7 separate regions of the Homo sapiens genome follow, and all the other regions are linked to region 6. Evidence: chromatin contacts called from ENCODE Hi-C or POLR2A ChIA-PET data. All regions are on one chromosome and are shown on one strand. The core of a region is the stretch at or near the end of the contact, and the rest is flanking DNA. Distances in the headings are between cores, read along the strand shown.

Region 1 (2,830 bases), core at 113-2,612, 990 kb before region 6:
CTCCAAAACACAATGAAGGAAGAGGCCAATTGAGTAAACCAGTTACTTAAAGCTAACAAAGAAACAGACATCATCAAGCAGTTCTGTCTTCCCAAATCAATTCTTTTGAAATCAAACACCTTCGTTAAGTGGTTCCTTGAACTGTTTTGCCATAAAAATTAAAAAAAAAAAACTCATGAAGAAAATGAAATAATCATGTACAAAATACCTTTGTCACTTTATTTTTAATACAATTGTATGCAATTTGTTAATTTTCATCATCCTTTATAACTGAATTATATGTGCTTTTGAAAGCTACATAATGAATAACATGTTGTATATAATTGTTAAAATGTGTCTATGGTCATCATATAATTTAGACCTGAGGTCCTCAGTAGAAGACAAAGTCCAGGAAGTCAGAACCTCTGTTCCTCTTTTCACTATACCCCAATACCATATGTATATGGGAGAATGGATTTGATTGACTTGAGTTGTATCTGCAGTGCTTCTTGAAGGCATGAAAACTACTGCGAGTGTTTTAATTACTCAAACCTCCACCCTTCCATATGTAAGCTTCTTGAAAATAGGGATTTTGTCTGGCTGGCTTTCCTGCTGAATCCCCAGCACCTAATATGGTGCCTGGCCCATACAGAGTCCTTAACAGATGTTCAATAAATATTAATATCTACTAAATTATTTTCTGAAATGGATACAGTATCTGAGATGGTTAATTTTACGTGTTAACTTGGCTAAGCCAAGGTACCTAGATATTGATCAAACATTCTTCTGGATGTCACTGCAAAGCTATCTTCTTTAAAAGATTAACATTTAAATGAGTAGGCTTTGAGCAAAACAAATGACCTTCCATAATGTAGGTGGGCCTCCAATCAGTTGAAGGCCTTAATAGAAAAAAGAGCGACATCCACAGAGCAAGAAGGAATTCAGCTAGCAGAGTGCCTTCGGACTCAAGTAGCAATGTCAGTTCTTCCCTGATCTCCAGCTTGCCAGCCTGCCTTGCTGATTTTGGACTTGCCAGTCTCCATAATTGTGTGAACCAACTTCATAAAATAAATCTCTCTCTCTCTCTCTCTCTCTATATATATATGTATATATATACACACACACATTCCATTGGTTCTGTTTGTCTGGAGAACCCTAATACACCCACCTTACTCCTTTGCTCACTCAATGAATCAATCAATATATGTCATTTGCCAGGGATCACTCTCACCCATCAAGACCTCACAACTACTAAAGCCAAACCAGTGATACAACCCCTGAAGTACACTCTTGACTTTAACTTCTCCACTCCGGTGGAGTGACAAAGAGCATTACTTCCTTAATGTTTCGACGATTATATGATGCAAAGCACCTGCATGAGGAACAGGTGCTGAGAGGACACTGTACTTGCTAAAGCCATGTCCTGATAGTGTGACAGAAGGCACCAGCATACTACTGTGCTTTGAGGAGAAAATGCTTCCCATGGTGAGGCTGAGCTGCTGATAGTCTCACTTCCTCTAAATATTTCCACTCTTTACAAGTGAAGCTGTGGGTGGGGAATTTCAGAGTCATGGAAACTAGTCAAAGGTTACTAAAGGTTCATGGACACTACTATTTGATAACTGTGTGGTAGCTGCATAGTCGCATATGCTATAGAAAAAGGTGAATATAAAAAATACATCAATAGGAAGCTTATAGATGAGCACTATATGAAATTTGGTTCTCTTCAGGATCAAGCAAAGTGATGGACCTTCATGGAACCCAATCTGCTGGTCTGGGGAACAATACTTTTGTAAATTAAGTATTCATATAGAACTTTTCCCCAAGGGCTTATCTGGAGGGGAAGTGACAGTGAGAGTGAAAGCCTTAATTTGCCCACAATCAGCATGGGCTAGCCCAGTCACAAATTGTCTGTCCAGGAAGATTCTTTTTTTTCTTTTTGTTTTTATTTTTTAATCTTGGGGAGTCACTTTAGCCCTTTCTTCCTCTCCCATTTAAGACCCCTTCCCTCCTTTGATGTCCCCTAGCTAAAACCTGCTTCTAACTTGAGGCAAAATTTTCACTTCTCTGCTCAAGTAGTTTGTGCATGAAACAGGGATAAATTTGGTGGCAATTGTGCCTTCTTGAAATCCTAACTCTGAACCATCATTTTTGTCAATGACTTAGCACTGCCAACTGATAGAAATGATAGACTGTCATACATTCATGCAATAGGATACTATACAGCTGTGAAAATGAATTATCAACATCTCTTGGCATCAACATGGATAACACTCAGAAATATCATGTTGACCCTAGAGCAAGTCTTGGAAGAATGCTTATGTATGATTATATTTACTTACAGTTCCCAAACAGGCAGAAATTGACTATATGCAAATTGTATATATACCTATGCATATATGTCTATGCATACACTTAGACCTAGGAGGCCAATCAAAAAGTAAAGTAAGGGAATGACTAACAAAATTTTAAGACAATAGTTCCTTTTGTGGTAGGTGATATAATTTGGATGTTTGTCTCCTCCAAATCTCACGCTGAAATGTGATCCACAGTGTTAGAGGTGGGGCCTAGTAGGAGGTATTGGATTATGGGGGCAGATCCCTCATGAGTGGCTTAGTGCTGTCCCTTTGATGGTGAGTGAGTTTTCACTCAGTTAACGCACCCAAGATCTGGTTGTTTAAAGGACTCTGGGACCTCTCCCTTCTGTCCTTTTCTCTCTCTCTTGCCATGTCATATGCTGGCTCCTCCTTCCGCCATGATTGTAACCTTCCTGAGGCCTCACCCGAAGCAGATGCCAGCACCATGCTTTCTGTATACCCTGCAGAACCATAAGTCAATCAACCCTTTTTTC
Region 2 (3,134 bases), core at 345-2,844, 710 kb before region 6:
AGTGAGACTACCGTCTCTAAAGAAACATTTTAACAAATTAGCCAGGCATGGAGGTGTGCTCCTTGTAGTCCCAGCTACTCGGGAGGCTGAGGCAAAAGGCTCACTTGAGCCCAGGATTTCAAGTTACGATTGTGTCACTGCACTCCAACCTGGGTAACAGAACAAGACCCTCTCTCAAAAAAATTTTTAAAGGAGGAAGTCATCAGTTATGTATATCACACAGATTCACTGGTGACTTTGCCACCTTTTCCATCCCTTTGAAGTTCTGCATCGCCGGTGGGAGGACGTTGGTCAGAGCAAGCAGAGTGTGGAGGCAGAAGCAGAGAGCGGAGGACCTCAACTCTCTCTCTCCCTGGGCTCTGCTCTAACTTGATAAGGGCCCACGGGAACATCACCTAAACTCTTGGGGGCCTGTGTTCATTTGTCTGTAAAAAGAGGGGCTTAAATTAAATGATCATTGAACCCTCCAAGCTCTTGCTGGGCTGTTTCTGGGGGCTCTTCTCTCTGGAGTATTGATTTGAATTTTGGTGCTGAGCCAGCCAGTGCACGAAATACTACCACTTTGCTCAGTCTCGTAGATGTTTTTCTGTATTTCCTATGTTCAGCATAAAGGGGGCCAGCCCACTACTGCCTTTAACATGAATTGCCCTTCGGAGTATGGAGCACGAGGCGAGCAGCGCTTGTCTCCGCTAATAGACCTACACATTTCCAGGAGAATTTTTTTTTTCTCCTTGCTACTCACAACACATCACTTGTTTATGTGAGGGTTTTTACACACAGCTGATTTATAAGGGATTAGATTTCTCTAAAACATAATCTGCGTTGGTTCTATTGGCCAGTTAAAATTGGTATCCCAGCACAGCTTGTTAAGACATTACATATCATTCCTCTTGTTTTTCTCACACTCAGGAATGATAGGTTAAGAAATATGATTCTAGTTCATAAAAGCCTGAGAGGGACTAACTGGGCTCTATTTATGTTTTATCCAAGAATGTGGAATTTGAAGCTTTTCTCAAAGTGAAAGTTGACCCACTGGACCCGTGTGCTTGGGCCAAATATGAGTATGAGAAACATTCTCAAACCTTTTTGGAATCCTAGGCCAGTAGACACTGAAGGGGCCTAAAGGATTTCTGGGCAATTCCTTCTCCTTCTCTCATGCCACAATAATTATTTGCACTTCTTGCCCTTCTTTTAGCTCAAAAGTGAACTCTGCATGAAGCATATTACCTTAGAGAAAATGTTCACTTAAAGAAAGCCACCTGTTCAGGAAAACAAATTGTCCCCAAGAGGCGTGGTGGAACGCAGGTGGGGAATTTTGTCTTCAATAAGGAGAAATTTAAATTCTCTATATTCTTAGAAATTTACCAAATTGGTTGCACTAGGGTTTTTTTTTTTTTTTTTTTTTTTTTTTTTTTTTTTTTGAGACGGAGTCTCGCTTTGTCACCCAGGCTGGAGTGCAGTGGCGTGATCTTGGCTCACTGCAAGCTCCGCCTCCCGGGTTCATGCCACTCTGCCTCAGCCTCCCGAGTAGCACCAGGGTTTTTAATATCCAGTTCAACCGGGAGACATTTGTACTCTGCGAAGGCTGAGGCGTCCGTGTAAATTTGGCCACCAGGTGGCACCAAATGTTTTCATTAGAAAAATTGCTGAGGGAAAGCCTGGTCCGCATTCTCTCTCCTAGTTAAAAGGAAAAAAAAAGAAAAAGAAAACCCTTTAAAGTGAGTGTTGTCGGTTCATTCACCCAAATTCAGGAAGCATGTGCCTTTCTTATTTGCTAGCGCTTTGGCAGTACACTGTGGCAGTTCAGGGTGAGTTATTTCCTTGAAGTTTGTTAAAAGGGAAACATGGATGAAATTCAAGACTTGAAACAAAGCTTTATTGGAGCTTTGCAGGACAATTAAAATCCAGTCTCTCAGCCAACAAACGGTTCCATCAACCCCCTTCTAGGCCTAGCAGGACACAGGATGCCCAAACAAAAGGCAGAACAGGGAGGCATGGCTGGGTTTTTCCTTTTATCATTTGCTGCACAATCTTATTCTTTCAGATCCCAAACCAGCTTTTATGGTCTGGTTAAAATTTTGTTCTGTTTAGAAAAGAGGGTATCCTAAAGCAATCTAACTGAGCAGGGGTTGTTGCAGAGGGACACCCGCCTGCTTTCAGATGTGAGTGCTGCTGGGGATGATGTCTTTCTGCCCCTGCTCATGGTCTCCAGAAGAAAGTGCTGGCACGCTAAAGATAGGAAAAACATTGGCCAATTTATTGCTAAATTTCAATTCTTAAGAAGTGTTTTTTTTTTTGAAGTAAAAGAGGTGTGCATTCATTTATTTATTCATTCATCCATTCATTTGATGAATATTTATTGAGTGTTCACTGTGCCAGGCATCGTATTTAGAAGCCAGGGGAAGAGTGGTAACCAAAACTACGTTCCAGCTTTGGGCTGCTTCTAGTCTAGAGGAAGAAGCAGATACTCGTCAAGCCACTCGCATGAATGTGCATCAACAAGCTGCGGGAGGTGCTTTAAAGGCAAAGATTGCTGTCCCTGGATGTTGTGGAGCTAATGAAGTTGACCTAGATTCGTGGAGTGATGGGAATAGGCAGTGTTCCCTAACGAGGGACCCTGGAGCTGAGATTTGAAGGATGAGGAGGAAGTAATTAGGCAAAGGGATGGGAAGAGGTGAGGAAGATTTAGGCCAGGGAATTGCAAATTCAAAGGCCATGGGAGGAGAGGGAGAATGACAAGTTTGAGTTCAGCGTTTGAGATGCAAGTGTGGAGGGAACTCAGTAAGCGAAGCAGGAATGGATGCAGTTACAGGAGTAAAAGCTCACCATGAGTTCTCCACTTTCCTCTGTGTTTGGTATACTTTTCCTCTGCCAAATGGGAGAAGAAAGGTCAACACACACACACACACACACACACACACACACTCCAAAACTCTATCAATTACCAGATCTCTACTAGTCGCCTGCTTTGATAGGTGGTCTGTGGTATGGTTGGCTTGGAGCCAGTGTCCAAATATTTGAGAAAAGTTTGGGCATTTTTCCCCCAGTACAGTAACCTGTTTAAATGGACACAAGTACCACTGGGGAAGGCTGAGAGGAAAAGTCACAGAACATACTTGGCAATTTTAGCAGAA
Region 3 (2,845 bases), core at 345-2,844, 650 kb before region 6:
TAGTGTTGGAAGAGATATTGCACAATGGCCAGGCATGCTGCAATCAAGGTTTAATTTGGTCCTAGGGCCAGTAAAGCCACAAATAGAAATTTGCAGGCTCATCCCCACCAAGAGCTTACTGTGACTGAGAGTTACGCAGCCCGAGTCACCTCTGGGGTGTGGAACATTTGGGTGATCCCCCGAGGGCTTCACGTTTGGGGAATTTCCACTGTGGCAACTGTTTCTGAGCTCCTGCTGAGACCAGGTGCTTGGAGCAGTGAAGAGGCAGCAGTAGATGTGGGGAAAGAGGTGGTATTCCCAGCTCCAACTGGAAAAGACTTGAGGCCCATATTAACAGAACAGTAGAAAAAGAAGTGGGAATTAAGCAGGTTTCTTGGTGCCTGCCCTGGTCTTCCCTTAGGCTGCCTTCCCACCTGAGATATTCTGTCCTCTTCTGTAACCCTTCAAGACCACTCTTGCTCATTTTTACCAGATTTCTCCTACATAATGTTAGGTTGGGAAGTCCAAGTCCAATTTCCTTCAGTGTCCACACCCCAACCCATATGAGCCTAGTGACATACTAGTAGACTCAAATATGTCTACCCACCAATAGCCATTTGCCATTTGTGTTCTTTAAAAAATGTGCCCACAAATAAAGGCCAGGAAAATAACACTAGGAAAATCACAGCAGGGATCATGAATCCTTGTTAAGCATCTGGAAATCAGCTTTGTTAAACCACACACTAATTCAGAAAAGTGCTTTGTAGCAAAGCAATCTCAACAGCCCTTATAATTCTATCACTTCCCATCCAGATTCTTCTGCAAGCAAAATTTATTACTATACCATTTATTTGATGAATTAATCAATGTTCAAATGGAAGAGGTTTTGACAATGTCACTATGTTTGATGTTTATACCTGCCCTGAATGCTTGCTCAGAAGAGAAACAGATTTCCCAGTATTTTTTATAACTTACTTTCCCATTGTCTTCAATTAATTTGCTATTATCCCAAGTAGACAGACAACTTCAGTAGTAGCCATCTCCCTACATTTTTAGATCACTGAAAAAAATGGATGAGCAACCCATGAAAATAACTAGCTTACTGAAATGCTTGTCTTTTAAAGAAAGTTGGGATTATTTAAAAAAAAAAAAATGGCCCAGGACCAGTAGCTAGGAGATCTGGGAGAGAGAAGTCATTGCCTTGGTTCTGACACTAAGTAACCCTTTTGCCTTTTGCAGGTAACTTCTCATCTAGGTCCTCAGCATCCTTCTCTGTAAACTGAAGAGTTTAAATGACTCTAAGTTCCTCTCTCTCTCTCTAGATGTTCTCTAACACCAAGTTTATGTGAGTTTCTTTGGCCAGATTTTAACCAGAGACCATCCTCCACGAAGGTCAAAGATAATTAATTCTGAGATAGCAGGAGTTGTTTTTGGCATGTGCAGTCAACCTTTCAAAAAACCAAGAGTTCTCAAGTTAAGCTACCTTCACGAACCTCTTATTAAATTTAAGTATCACTCTCTGTCCCTCCTACTTTGCTATGTTCCTCCACCACCTCCCTCCACCAGAAAAAAAAAAAAAAGATGAGAAAAATCTCTTGTGTTTTCTTCTTTCTTGGTTCTTGGAAAATGGTGTGCAATTACTTCCTCTTCTTCCGTGGCTGCCTCATGTCACCTGTACAAACAAGAACAGAGACAGACCTCAGGCTTCAGGCTTTCCCTAATGGGTATTTTTGTTGTGGGTAGAGATTCACTCTGACTTGGGGCAGTGGAAAGTTGAACACACTTTTCCCAAGGTGACAAGATGCAGTTTAAGGAGTTATGAAAAAACAGCTGCCACGATGACAGGGGCAGAGAACAACTCTGCCGTCCTCCCTCAGTGCTGGGTTCACAGTTAGCCAGGCACCCACGATGCTGTTTGCCTTCAGGTACTCTGCATAGCTAAGAGGAAGCATATTGCTGTGACTCTGAGTGAGTGTCTGCAGGCTACACACAATCCATCAGCAAACTTTGAGACTTTGCAGATGGAGATGAAGAGACCACATCAAATTAGAGAGGAAATAGAAGGGTGGATGTTCAACTAATTGGGGTCATTCTGTGACCTCTTAGCAAATGAATTCATCAGCCTGGTGGAAAAGTACTGGCATATGGATTAGGTTTGAGTAAGCTCATTAGAGGGGCATTATTCTACTGAAATTATAGCATTAGATTTGTAGAATGACTTCTATTCAGCCAACAAGTTGGTACTCCATATTTAATGATCATAAATCTTTGTGTAAGCTCTGCAATTTGTGAAATTTCATTAGCTCATTATCCTTTGTGCTTGTTGCCAAATACTGTCAATGCTACTTTAAAAACTTCTCCTCCATTCCAGAACTTACAGCCCTGGTAGTTCTGGCTTGGTATTCCTGCAGCAAATCCATGCTCCTAATTCCATGATTCACCCTTCAAACCCTGCCACCTTCATCAATTCTATCCTTAACAGTAAACACTAGATATCTTATACTCATTCCATTCTGCTGGAACTCCACTTCTTAGAGGCTATCATGACTGGTGACTTGAAGTCCTGTTTGTGGCCCCTTAATTACACTGATTTCCTAGGATGGCCACCTCTTGATCATGCAGTCCTCATGGCTATCCTTGTATTCATCTCATGCAAAATTTTCAAGATCAAAACTCTGTCTTCTTCGTCTGCTCCTCATCAATCTAGACTACCCCAGTCACTTCAGCCGAGGCTTATTGTTTATCAAGCTTTATGGATTTCACGTTGTTTTCATTGGTGTGTCTACTTCTTTCTCTTCTGTTTTTCCCTTTTTTTTTTTTTTTTTTTTTTGAGACAAGGTCTTTGCCCAGGCTGGAATACGGTGGC
Region 4 (3,046 bases), core at 225-2,724, 940 kb after region 6:
AAATCACTACCACCCTCTGTTCTCCACACCGCCATCCATCACCCCTCCCTCCTACTCAAACTGGTGCCAGCTCTGGAGGAACATCAGCTGATCTAGGAGCCACGGCTTGTGCCAAGAGCCACGGACAGTTTCATTTGGCACACAGTCTCAAGGAGAAACGGCTCTTTGTTTTCACCAACAGAGGAGATGCCACCAACTCCTGCTCCCCAAATTCCCACACTCCTTTCCCTCTCTGTCAAGGGCAGAGGAAAGCACCTTCTGGCCCTTCTAGACCCAAAACACCCAGCTAAAGACAAAGGCTGCTGACCTTATGTGACCCGGGCAGATTCACTGTCCACACCCCACACCCCTCACCAGGCTCCCCAAAGGCTGCCTTGGCTGGAGAACTTGGGATGTCACTCTGCTGCTTACGGTCACAGAGCTCGAGCAGGCGCTGTCACTTGGGCCATGTGAGCCAGTGACTCATTTTAGGATCTGGTCCTGGGCATCTAAGCTCTTTGCTTACCCTCCTCATCCCCACTGGCTTCCCTCCAGGTTCTTCATTTTCAGACAGAAAACACCAAAACCTTGAGTCACCATAGGGACGTGATAACCACATGACAGGAAACTTATGCAATTCAAGACAGGGCAAGTGCCTGTCATACCCAGAGCTACAGTGCAAGAAGGTCCTCGGAGCTCCTTCAGCGCATCATATGATTTCAGTGTTGCCTCATAATTTTCAGGCGAACTTTCCATTAACAAAGAAAGTGCTTCATTCTCATGAACCCTGACCTCATTTCCTGAAACAGCCTTGACACACAAGCCTGTGTACACACAATCCTCTACACAATTATACCTCGACGCAATCCATCCATTCGATTTGTCAGCAGGCCAAAGCCACACCCCCAACACACACACACTCTCCAACCTTCCTCGGCCTTCCTTTCTCCTGGCCAAGAGGACTGAGATCTTCTCTCATCTGTGTTTAAGGCAAATCTCTAGACGGGAAAGAGCAGAAACTAAATTTGATCATGTTAAATTCCAGCTTTCCAAGGGCGAGGAAGAATCTCACATTTTAGCCGCAATAGTCTGTGACAGGAACCGTGGGTTGTAATATATGAAGGAAAAATTCTGCAGTATCCTGACAAAATGTTTTGAAGAAAAGGCATATGGATGTATTTTTATCAGGAACTGCGCTCCTCACCCAAGACAGCAGGCACAAACATTTTCAAAACACTCAGCTCTCAGCAAAGTGAAATTCTGCTATGAAGCGAAACTGGATGCTCATCCTCTCCATCCACCACTTTCTCAGGATGGGCCTTAAAAAAATCATTCCGCCAATCAGTGTTTTAATAAAAACTCTCAGATTGACTAACTTCAAGAAAAAATCGCCGCCCCACACCCTACAGCCAGAAAGGTTTTACCAAACTGGGTTTGACAGAATATACTTGCAGAATATTTATTTTTAGATCTCTCAGCAGTACAGTAAGAGTCTTTCGTTTCAGATCAGCTGGCCTCCAGCCAAAGCAGCGAAGTCAGAGGAACTTCAGCCCCTAAGCCTTCCTGCTCCCTAAGAGTACCAGCGCTCCTGCCTGGCTCCGGCATAAATGGTTGGCAATAAGTCATTTTTTATTAAAATTTTAACTCTAGGCAGCAATTTTGCTTTAAAAGGTTTTTCTTTGGAGTGCATTTTTATTTTAAAAAATTAAATACTCTTGGATATGTTAGTATTCAGAAGCAGCAGATTTCAACAGCTCACACTTTCTCTGAACTTTTTTTCAACAGATATTTCACACACTAAGGAGGGCCTGAATTCTCAGAATTGTACCTCTATAAGTTCATAGCTGCCCTCGTCTTTTAGGGGGTGGGTGGAAAATCCAACTCACCACTCAGGCTCTTGCAGGTCTGAAGGCTAAACCGGTGTGAAACAAAGGGTCCCCTTTCACTCACTACTCCCAAAGCCGGGAACTATCCAGTGAAGAGTGGCCATGCCATTTACGTGGCACAAGGTGGCCCAGGGGTGATGAGCTGTTCACCTTCACCGGCCATTTCTCTCACTGCTTTAGTGCGTGGCACAGTGCACCCTAACATCCCACATTTAACACCCCATCAAGAAAAATGTGAGTGCAGCAAAATATCCAACAAGTACTTGCTCCTAGGAGCAATTCAAACACATTTTGTTCAATAATGGTTTCATTCCAACTGGCCCAAAGAGAAAAAAGAGTAAGGAATTGTTTAAAGCCTGTTTAGCAAGATGAAGCCTCAGAAGGCAGTTGGCTTGGATTTAAACACGTATTGCATCAACAAAAGCCAAATCTGAGGTGTCAACAAAAGGAAGTCACTCTTATTCTAGAAACAGACCTTGAAAGTAACTAGCTTGGTGCTAATTAGAGACAGGCAGGGCAGGCTTAGTTATGCACTGCTGGTTAACACACCCACTCACCCTGACTAAACCGCTTTAAAATCAGGGAGCTATTTTCTAACAACCCTTTTGAAATGCTATTCAGAGATGAACTTTACATTTCTATGTAACTGCAAGATGCTGCTCGCCAACACAGCAACACCAGGCATTTCAATTAAATAATTTTATTGGGGGAAAAAAACCACTTTGAGCACCAAAGCAAGAAAAGTGTATTATTCAATCAGTTTCCCAGATCACATGCCAAGAACACAATGCTCACTGTGGTGCCTGGCAGACGGTCCACAACCAGCGGGTGCGTTCAGCTTGAATGGACCGGGGTCCCACAGTGTTTGTGCCACAAGTCAATGGCCTTGCTCACGATCGCGTCTGAGCTGTCCTGGGGAATCTGTGGGCAAGCAAATCAGTCTTTGTGAAATTTCAGTGTTGACAACTTCAGTGTCTTCCCTCATTCGCTGTGGCATGAAATCCACTTCCATGGGAGTTTGCACTGTTTTTCAGAAAGTGACAGCATAAAAGACTTGCGTCACATGCTACCTGAGGACATGAAAGGGCTCCAGTGTCAGCCTGCCTGGGTTCAAATCCTGCACTGCTCACTAACTGTGCACCCCCGGGCAGGTTACCTAAGCTACCTGGGTTTCAGATCCC
Region 5 (2,782 bases), core at 136-2,635, 530 kb before region 6:
GGTTGCTACAGCAAACATTTATTGAATACCTTCTAAGTATGAGACTCAGTACTAGGATGTTTTAAAGATTATACAATTCTTATTTAAGATGTGATATATAGTGATTAAATCTCATTCACAAAAGTAGGGTTTTAGTTGTGCTTGAGCTTATATGTAAAGGTATGTACATATACATGTATGCGGTTTGTTCTTCCTATTTGCAAATGCCCATATTGGGAGAAAATGCCAGTGCCAGTCAAAGCCAACTGAATTGTTGTGCATTGACACATACTGAGAAAAAAAGGGCACAGCAACAAAAATGTTCTAGTCCCAATCAAGCGATAAACAAAATAAACAAAAGATATTCAAATCAACTTTAAAGAACCTGTTTTTGCTGAGTTTTGGAAGAAACATTAAGACAGTGGCTCAAGTTCCCACTTGAACATGAGTGTTTGTTGTTATTTTTAATGCTAGTTTTAAGGTTGAATTCATTAATGTCATGGTTTTGAATAACTTGAATTTTATTTACCTCTGGGCAGGTGAGCCTCCCTACAAATGACCATGATGTAGAAAACACTTGCACACATAGACATATGTGTCACATGGATGTATAGTACACTTCTTAGGTCAAGTTTTTTTTTTTTTTTTTGAGACGGAGTCTTGCTCTGTCACCAGGCTGGAGTGCAGTGGCACAATCTTGACTCACTGCAACCTCTGCCTCCCAGGTTCAAGCGATTCTCCTGCCTCAGCCTCCCGAGTAGCTGGGACTGTAGGTGTGTGCCACCACACCTGTCTAATTTTTGTATTTTTGGTAGAGACAGGGTTTCACCATGTCGGCCAGGATGGTCTCAATCTCTTGACCTCATGATCTGCCTGCCTCAGCCTCCCAAAGTACTGGGATTACAGGCATGAGCCACTGCGCCCAGCCAAGATTTTTTCAGTTCGCATGAGAGGGAGGCCTTTGGGGAGACAGGTGGATACTGAGCTCTTCTTGGTAACAGGAAAGCCATTAGAATAGGAAGCAGTGAATCAGGTGAAGAATCAGAGTGAGGAAGGAGCCAGTGAAGCTGCAGTGGGTCAGAAGCATAGTCACAGGGAGGTTGGGCGTTATCTCAGTGCATTTGCTATAAAGGAACACCTGAGGAATGGGTCATTTATAAAGAAAAGAGGCTTAGTTGGCTCACAGTTCTGCAGGCTGTACAAAAAGCAAGGTGGCAACATCTGCTTCTGGTGAGGGCTGCAGGGAGCTTCCATTCACAACAGAAGATGAAGGAGAGCAGGCATCACTTAGCAAGAGGAAGGGAGCAAGAGAGAGAGGGGAGAGGTACCAGGCCCTTTCAAACAACCAACTCTCAGGTAAGCAAATAGAGCAAAAACTCCTGCATTACCACAAGTGGATACCAAGCCATTCATGAGGGATCCGCCCCCGTGACCCAAACACCTCTCACCAGGCCCCACCTCCAACAAGGGATCAAATTTCAACACGAGATTTGGAGGAGACAAATATTCAAAGTAATCAGGAACTCTGGCAGAACTTCAAATGCCGAGAGTGGAATTTTGAGGTTAAAATTAATGGCCATGATAGTTACTAGAAGCTTTTGAAATATGAGTGGGTTTAATTATTTGACTGAGTTGATGTCAATAGCCTGAGATAGTAACAATGATGATTGTGTGCTGTTGCTGTTCTTCAGCCCTTCGCACTAAGGAAAGTTCTTCGAAGCCCACAGCCAGCTTGCAGGTGGAGAGGGCAGATAAAAAGAAAATGGTCATGAACATAAGCATGATTCTGCCGTTTTCTATGGCTCTGGACAGACCAGTTGCCTGAGATACCTCCAAAATTCATTTAGAAAGATGTGACAAGAAGGTTTCAGTGTTAGAACGTTGACGTCTAAGTTATTTATGGCAGAGTCCCAGCTGCCGCCAGAATTCCCCTTCTTAAAATAACCAACAGGTGGGTGACCTGGTCTTGAAGAACATTGTATCAGAGTATGCATGGGATACAATACTGCCTTCTTTCTTTTCTTGCTTAGGTAGTACTACCTTTAGCTAGTAATAAGACCCCTTGAATTTTGGAATTCAGGTATCAGAAAAAAGCTGCTAGCTCAGTGCCTTTTATATACACATAGGTATTTAATACATGTTTTTGCTTATCGATTGGTAAAAACTCCTAAAGATAGGTGCATGCTTGTGTGTGTGTAATGATTTTTAGAGATTATGGGTTTGGAACTGTCTTTGTTCTATTTAGATCAATATGATCATCCATTTATCTTGCTCTTCTTGTTTTTTATTGACTTTTTTCCTGTAATGTATGTACCAAAAGTATTTGCTGTTGCATCTTCTTAAGAGAATGCAAACATGACCGTGTTTCCTTTCTCTCAGAAAAAATGACAATTCATTTTCCAGAAATCATTTAAATTAAAATTGATGTTCTTTGGACATTAAAAAAAGGGGTGGGGCAGCATGAATTTTTTTCTTCTTGTAGTTTGACTGCTCACTGGCAAGAGGAGAAAGCCAGTCCTGAAGCCTGGGGTTGCTAGACTGGCCACCTTTCCCTCCTGTCTTTCAGCATGCCCTTTTAAGAGCAGGAAACATGAAAGGGTTTGGCTCAGACCCCAATTCCACTAAAGGCGTTATCCAATTGGCACTGAGGTCTGTCTCTGGCCTTGGTGGCTTCCCTGATGGCTGTAGCATTTGTTCCACAGCAATGACATTCAAATCCCGAGAGATGCATGAAAACACAAAAATAATGTGTGGTGAGGAAACAAGTCTCCTAACTGGTTCTTCAACAATCCTCCTTTGTGTC
Region 6 (3,195 bases), core at 318-2,817:
ATTAGGAGGCTTCTAAGCTAGAAATGCTGGTGACTTGGACCAGTATGGCAGCAGTAGAGCTAGCAGAGACCAAGGATTGATTGATGATATAGAACAAGCTGCTGCCCAGTCTGGTCTCAAATACCGGTCCACAGCCTGCATGTGGCCCAGGATGGCTTTGAATGCAGCCCAACACAAATTCATAAGCTTTCTTAAAATATTATGGGATGTTTTTGTGATTTTTAAAAACTCTTCAGCCATTGTTAGTGTGTTTATGAGTGACCAGAGACAATGCTTATTCCAATGTGGCCCAGGGAAGCCAAAAGATTGGATACTCTTGATACAGAGTGTGAGAGAAAGAGGGGCAAGGGTGGCTGAGTTTGCAGTTCTGTGCACCTGGAGCAATGAGTTGCTCTTTACTTGCATGACAAGAACGAACAGAGGCAGCTATAGCCAGGAAGTACAGGAGAACAGAAGTGGATATGTTAGGCTGAGATTCTTAGTAGCTACCCAAATAGGGATGTTGAGTAGGCAGTTGGATACTTAAGTTCTGATATAGACTAGAAGTCCAGGCCGTAGATGTAAATTTGGGATTATTCTGCATACATATATATGTCATTAGCTAGAACTTTGTCATGTAGTCAGGCCATCTACAGCTGCAAAGAAGGCAGAAAAGGAGAATATGTACCATCTCCAACTTCCATCGAGAAAGGCAGCAGACAGAAAAGGATGGGAAGGTCTGCTGGGTCATTCAACCAACAATGTCTGTATTACCTAACTTCTCAGCTCTTCCTGTACAAAATAAGAATAATAAAGTCTACTTTATATGATTATGGTCAAAATTACATGAGATAAGCTATAGAAACAGGCCAGGAGCCATGGCTCACGCCTATAATCCCAACACGTTGGGAGGCCGAGATAGGCAGATCACCTAAGGTTAAGAGTTCGAGACCAACCTGACCAACATGGTGAAACCCTGTTGCTACTAAAAATACAAAATTAGCGGGGCGTGGTGGCACATGCCTGTAATCCCAGCTACTCTGGAGGCTGAGGCAGGAGAATTGCTTGAACCCAGGAGGTAGAGGTTGCAGTGAATGGAGATCACACCATTGCACTCCAGCCTGGGCAACAAGAGTGAAACTCCATCTCAAAAAAAAAAAAAAAAAAAAAAAAATAGGAAAGAAACATAGCTCCTGTTATAATAGGACCTTTAAATATAGAAGTTCCCCTTTCTTTCCTTTCTGTGACCTGAGATGTCATGGAAAGTCCTTCATTAGCTCACCCCATATATTTATTTTTGGACTTCCTCATTGAACAAAATGATGACACTGCTATTTTTATAATCACTACTGCCGCAAAAAACAGGAACTTTTTCTTGTCCCCCAAAACCACAGATTTTCCAGAGCCTCACTGGTCAAGCTGGGCTCTTGCTTCTCAGTCCCACTTTCTTCTTATCTCAGGGGTTCTGTTTTTAATTTGACATTTCAGTTTCTGTGCATAACCATGGTAGAAGGATTTCCAGATTCTTGGTAATCATTAACCAACTCAAGACAGGCATAGCCCTGCCCTGCCTCCCCCTCAGCTGAGGCCTTGCTGGAGAATGTCTGGGAAGGGCATTCACAGAGCACGGAGACGTCCAAAGCCGCATGGAGGGTGCCTGGTGAAAGGCCAAGTGGGGGCCGAGTGTGGCCATGCCATGGGACAAGGTTGAAGAGAGCCTAATGGCATCTGAGGAAAAAGAACTCTAAGGAAGCTATTCTTGGGGAAACGGAACATTCACCCCCAAATCTGGCCAAGCACTGTGCAGTAGACTTCTTAGGCTCCTTCTCAGCCTTATCGTTGACTCGATATTTACTTTACCCTCCCTTCCCCCTGTGCAGGGAGAAGGCCGAGACGTTTATGCCTATAGAGCGGGCCATAAAATCTTGACTCTTAGATAATATCATTTTATCATTCTTTGTAGTAGGAAAACAATAAATATTTTAAAATATGTTTGTCTGTGTTTTCAGACTTAGTGGCCAACCTGTGTGTGTGTGTGTGTGTGTGTGTGTCTGTGTGTGTGTGTGTGTGAGAGAGAGACAGAGAGAGAGAGAAAGAGAGAGAGAGAAAGAGAGAAAGAGAGAGAGAGTCTGCTAGGCCTGCCATAACAAAATACCAGACTGGGTGTCCTATATAACAGAAATTTATCTTATAGTTCTGGAGGCTGGAAGTTCAAGATCAAGGTGTTGGCAGGTTTGGTTTTTCCTGGGGCCTCTCTCCTTGGCTTGTAGATGCCGTCTTCTCCTGTGTCCTCACAGGGTCTTCCCTCTGTGTGTGTCTGTGTCTTACATCTCTTGTTCTTATAAGGAGATCAATTGTTGTGGATTTGGACCCACACATATGGCCTCATTTTACCTTAATTACCTCTTTACAGATTCTTTCTCCAAATACAGTCACATTCTGAGGTACTGAGCATTAGAACTTCAATATATGAATTTTAGAGGGACACAGTTTAGCCCACAACAGTGTGTGTGTGTGTGTGTGTGTATGTAACAGTGTATATACACACACATATACATACACGTAACATATATACAGACATATATAGTCACACACATATGCAGACACACACACACTGTTATGTGTGTGTATATATACAGTTATATACAGTATGTAAAAACCCATACTATATATAAAATATATATTATGTAGATTTTTATGTATACTTCTTATTACACACACATCCACACAATTCTGAGATACTGTCCAATTGTGCTTGAAACTTCCTCCTGTCTGCCTTGGGTAGCTTTCCCCATAAAGTAGACCTCACATTTCTCTGCTCTTCCGGACACTTGTTGTCTGCATTAGTTAATCTTTGCAAATTTCTCTGCAGGGCAGGCTCCCTTAACCTTCTAACCTCACCATGACTGTTAAGTAGGAACGGAATGGAGGCACTCTGCTCCGGGGAAACTTCACCAGTGGAGCCTGTAGGTGGAATCTCAAAGCAAAAATGCCTTCTGGGTGGGGGCTGGAAGGGGTGAGCGGCCTCCTTGCTTTTGTTTCTCTGGAATTCCTTTAGCAGCAAGCAGGAAAAGTGCCCGCAGCAGGGGACTCTCACAGGGTAGACTTCTGTTTAGGCTGAGGAAGCAGGGATCCAGCCAAAGACCAGGAAAACACCATGCTTCTGGGTTAAAGATAAACCAAGAAGGTATTTTAAAAGCGAGCTGCTGGTCCAGT
Region 7 (3,032 bases), core at 292-2,791, 580 kb before region 6:
CCAGAGCTTAGCATAGTGCTGGACACACAGTAAGTACCTAATAAACATCTGCTGACTAAGAAAACAAATAACCCAATTTAAAAAATGGGAAAAAGACCCGAATAGACATCAAAAGATGACATACAAATGGCCAACAGATATATAAAAAATGTTCAACATCACTAAACCTCAGGGAAATGCAAACTAAAACCACAATGAGATATCGCCTTACACCTGTCAGAATGGATGTTATCCAAAAAAAAAAAAAGAAAGAAAGAAAGAAAGAAAAAAGAAAACACGTGTTGGCAAAGATGTGGAGAAAAGAAAACTCTGATATACTGATGGTGGGAAATAAATTAGCACAGATATTATGGAAAACGGTATGAAATTTCCTCAGTAAATTAAAAATAGAACTATAATATCATCCAGCAATCCCACGACTGGGTATATATCCAAAGGAAAATGAATCAGTATGTCAAAGAGACACGTGCACTCCCACAGTCATTGCAACATTCTTATTTACAATAGCCATGACAGGGACTCACCCTAAGTGTTCATCGATGGATAAATGAATGAAGAAAGTATGGTACGGATACACAGTGGAATAACGCTTAGTCTTCAGACAGAAGAAACTTCTATTTGTGACAACACAGGTGAACCTGGAGGGTATTACGTTAAGTGAAATAGGCCAGGCACAGAAAGACAAATACTCCTTGACCTCATTATATGTGCAGTCTAAAAAAGCAGAGAGTAGAATGGAGGTCACCACGGGCCTGGGGCGGAGGTGGGAGTGGGGGTTGGGGAAAGTTGGTCAAAGGATATAAAATTTCAGTTAGACAGGAAGAATAAGTGTAAGAGGTTTATTGTACAACATGGTGACTATAATTAGTAATAATGTATTGTATGCTTGAAAATTGCTAACAGAGTAGATTTTAAGTATTCTTGGCGAGGCATGGTGGTTCACACCTATAATCTCAGCACTTTGAGAGGCTGAGGTGGGAAGATCACTTGAACCCAGGAGCTTGAGACCAGCCTGGGCAGCATAGCAAGACCCCGTCTCTACTAAAAACACAAAAATTATGTTTTTGTGATGTGCACCTGTAGTCCCAGCAACTTGGGAGGCTGAGGTGGGAGGATTGCTTGAGTGTGGGAGGTGGAGGTTGCAGTGAGCCAGCATCACACCACTGCACTCCAGCCTGGACAATAGAGTCAGACCTTGTCAAAAAAAAAAAAAAAAAAGTATTCTCACCGCAAAAAGAGGATAAGTAGGTGAGGTAATGCATATATTAATTAGCTTGAGTTAGCCATTCCACAGTGCATACAGATTTCAAAACATCATGTTGTGCACCACAAATGTATACAATTTTTATTTGGCAATTTAAAAAATAGTAGCAGTTATGAAAATATTTGCTGAATAAATGAATATGTGGAATACCAGGTGTACCAGTCTACCGAGCCTTACCCTAAAGCCGGCTCATTCATTAAAAACCTACTGTGTTCAACGTGTTCAGCTGCTGGGTTGTGGGGAGGAGGTGGAATACAGAAATGAGTAAGACAGCCTGAGCCCCGGAGGAACTCACTGCCAAGTGGCAGAGACAGGTATGTAAACAAAAAATTACAGCATGATGTGATAAGTACTATAATAGAGGTATGCACAAAGTACTAATGGAGCCTAAATTATCCTGCACATTATTCTGTCATTCTAAATATATGGAAGATTGAGCTAACGATGAATGCATTGAGTAAGTCATGGGAAACTCCAGACACCACGTAGGAGAAGATAAGGATGAAAGGAGTCCCACAGTAAAGTAGTCATGGCCACCGGCACAAATAACAGTTTTTCCTGGTAAAGATATAACCCATTTCTTGGCCAGTCACCAAGGGATAAGGTACAAAACGCAGGGAGTCAGGGCAAGGGGCTTGAGTCCAAGCCTGTATATGCTTCAGGACCTGGAGCTGATCAGCCATCAGCTTCTCTGGGGTGTTAATTTCCTTCGGTATGAAATGGGGTTCAGGGAACCTGCAACAGTGACTATCTCATGTCCCAAAGCTGGGACGCCAACTGAACTAAGGGAGCAACTGACCAGGGCTGGCCTCTGAAGAAATGCCCCAACCCCACACAGATTCACACACCCCCACACACACCATGGCGCCAGCTGCAGCGGGAGGGGTTGGACGACACTCCTAGGTGACGTCTGCAGGTTGAGCAGCGATGAGCAGGAAATAGGGACACAGGGCACAGAGTCCTTGAGATTATGGTGAACAAGTCTGCTGAAGTGTGGTTTCATTTTGACACAAGAGAGGGGTTCTCCAGCTGCTGTTGCTAAACAAACAGCTAACCAATATAGCTCTCAGATGTTAAACCTGAAGACAAGGCAAGTCGGCGGGACTTGTACTTGTTCCACCTACCCTCGTAATGTGCACAGAGCCCGTCTCAGATGGCTCATTCCCTTTACAGCTGATCTGTACTTCCACAGTTCTTACAGAACTGTCTTACCTTTGCCCATCCTTGTGCTAATAGTCCCATCATTAAACTCTCAGCTGAGGGAAATGCCTTTTCCTATTGGAACCTTCACTGATGCAGCCAATCACTATGAGCTCCTCCAGGGGTGTCTGATACATCTCTGTGCCCTCAGCACTATTCATGGTAGCAGGTAAATTATAAATGCTAATAGAGATTTGTTGTTTGCCCAACTATCTACCCCAACAGTAACATACTTAGGAGTCCAACTCTCCCCCGGGGCCCGAGCCATGACCCCAGCACAAGCAACCTTAATAAACAGCTTGCCCCCGCCTTCCTCAAAAAATGAACTTCTCTCTTTCTAGGACTGGCAGGTTTCTTTAGGACATGGATTCCCAACTTTGCCCTCCTGGCTCAGCCCCTCTGTGAAGCAGCCAAAGGCCCTCTCAATGAACCCCTAAGCCCCACACACAACATACTTCCCAGTTTCCGTGGACTCCAAACCACTCTCGTCACTGCACCTGCCCTGTCCTTACCCGACATCTCCCAACCCTGCGTTCTCTATGCCACCGAAAACCAAGGAATAGCTCTC

The links. Hi-C counts contacts between places; a loop is a spot of excess contacts on that map. ChIA-PET counts read pairs that join two places held with the same protein, here RNA polymerase II (POLR2A). Pooled maps may share reads with other maps.
Region 1: a loop to region 6 is called in a map with no recorded cell type, with 4 times the contacts of the local background. The contact joins two enhancer-like sites. A Hi-C loop is called at or near these places in 3 of 37 single-sample maps with no recorded cell type and 3 of 50 pooled maps.
Region 2: a loop to region 6 is called in a map with no recorded cell type, with 4 times the contacts of the local background. The contact joins two enhancer-like sites. A Hi-C loop is called at or near these places in 11 of 37 single-sample maps with no recorded cell type and 4 of 50 pooled maps.
Region 3: a loop to region 6 is called in a map with no recorded cell type, with 4 times the contacts of the local background. The contact joins two enhancer-like sites. A Hi-C loop is called at or near these places in 1 of 168 maps with a recorded cell type or tissue (GM12878), 9 of 37 single-sample maps with no recorded cell type and 5 of 50 pooled maps. POLR2A ChIA-PET finds 5 or more read pairs at or near these places in 1 of 52 experiments (GM12878).
Region 4: a pooled map shows a loop between it and region 6 (5-fold over the local background). The contact joins two enhancer-like sites. A Hi-C loop is called at or near these places in 3 of 37 single-sample maps with no recorded cell type and 2 of 50 pooled maps.
Region 5: a loop to region 6 is called in a map with no recorded cell type, with 17 times the contacts of the local background. The contact joins two enhancer-like sites. A Hi-C loop is called at or near these places in 14 of 37 single-sample maps with no recorded cell type and 4 of 50 pooled maps.
Region 7: a loop to region 6 is called in a pooled map, with 3 times the contacts of the local background. The contact joins two enhancer-like sites. A Hi-C loop is called at or near these places in 3 of 37 single-sample maps with no recorded cell type and 3 of 50 pooled maps.

Annotation. Positions count from the first base shown.
Region 1 is chr6:11,372,994-11,375,823 of GRCh38, forward strand. It overlaps a transcript of NEDD9 not described here. Among named protein-coding and RNA genes, the nearest start is that of NEDD9, 140 kb to the left of the region's middle. Within about 2 kb of position 1,363, at least 4 of the 41 ENCODE cell types and tissues checked have a DNase peak (open chromatin) inside an H3K27ac peak, as active enhancers do.
Region 2 is chr6:11,654,142-11,657,275 of GRCh38, forward strand. No RefSeq gene overlaps it. Among named protein-coding and RNA genes, the nearest start is that of TMEM170B, 120 kb to the left of the region's middle. RefSeq lists a silencer at 1,533-1,702. Within about 2 kb of position 1,595, at least 6 of the 41 ENCODE cell types and tissues checked have a DNase peak (open chromatin) inside an H3K27ac peak, as active enhancers do.
Region 3 is chr6:11,712,862-11,715,706 of GRCh38, forward strand. It overlaps ADTRP (androgen dependent TFPI regulating protein), which reads right to left. Exons shown (of 6, transcript NM_032744.4): 6 at 662-1,651. The coding sequence ends at 1,617. Among named protein-coding and RNA genes, the nearest start is that of ADTRP, 65 kb to the right of the region's middle. RefSeq lists an enhancer at 1,515-1,664. Within about 2 kb of position 1,595, at least 4 of the 41 ENCODE cell types and tissues checked have a DNase peak (open chromatin) inside an H3K27ac peak, as active enhancers do; they include GM12878, where a contact is called at or near this core.
Region 4 is chr6:13,302,402-13,305,447 of GRCh38, forward strand. TBC1D7-LOC100130357 (TBC1D7-LOC100130357 readthrough) reads right to left here. Exons shown (of 9, transcript NM_001318809.2): 8 at 2,661-2,786. The coding sequence ends at 2,700. TBC1D7 (TBC1 domain family member 7) reads right to left here. Exons shown (of 8, transcript NM_016495.6): 8 at 2,550-2,786. The coding sequence ends at 2,700. Among named protein-coding and RNA genes, the nearest start is that of TBC1D7, 25 kb to the right of the region's middle. RefSeq lists an enhancer at 700-749. Within about 2 kb of position 1,475, at least 33 of the 41 ENCODE cell types and tissues checked have a DNase peak (open chromatin) inside an H3K27ac peak, as active enhancers do.
Region 5 is chr6:11,832,591-11,835,372 of GRCh38, forward strand. No RefSeq gene overlaps it. Among named protein-coding and RNA genes, the nearest start is that of ADTRP, 55 kb to the left of the region's middle. RefSeq lists silencers at 1,242-1,471, 1,319-1,509 and an enhancer at 1,732-2,031. Within about 2 kb of position 1,386, at least 3 of the 41 ENCODE cell types and tissues checked have a DNase peak (open chromatin) inside an H3K27ac peak, as active enhancers do.
Region 6 is chr6:12,362,489-12,365,683 of GRCh38, forward strand. No RefSeq gene overlaps it. Among named protein-coding and RNA genes, the nearest start is that of EDN1, 74 kb to the left of the region's middle. RefSeq lists an enhancer at 1,128-1,447. Within about 2 kb of position 1,568, at least 10 of the 41 ENCODE cell types and tissues checked have a DNase peak (open chromatin) inside an H3K27ac peak, as active enhancers do; they include GM12878, where a contact is called at or near this core.
Region 7 is chr6:11,784,055-11,787,086 of GRCh38, forward strand. No RefSeq gene overlaps it. Among named protein-coding and RNA genes, the nearest start is that of ADTRP, 6.8 kb to the left of the region's middle. Within about 2 kb of position 1,542, at least 4 of the 41 ENCODE cell types and tissues checked have a DNase peak (open chromatin) inside an H3K27ac peak, as active enhancers do.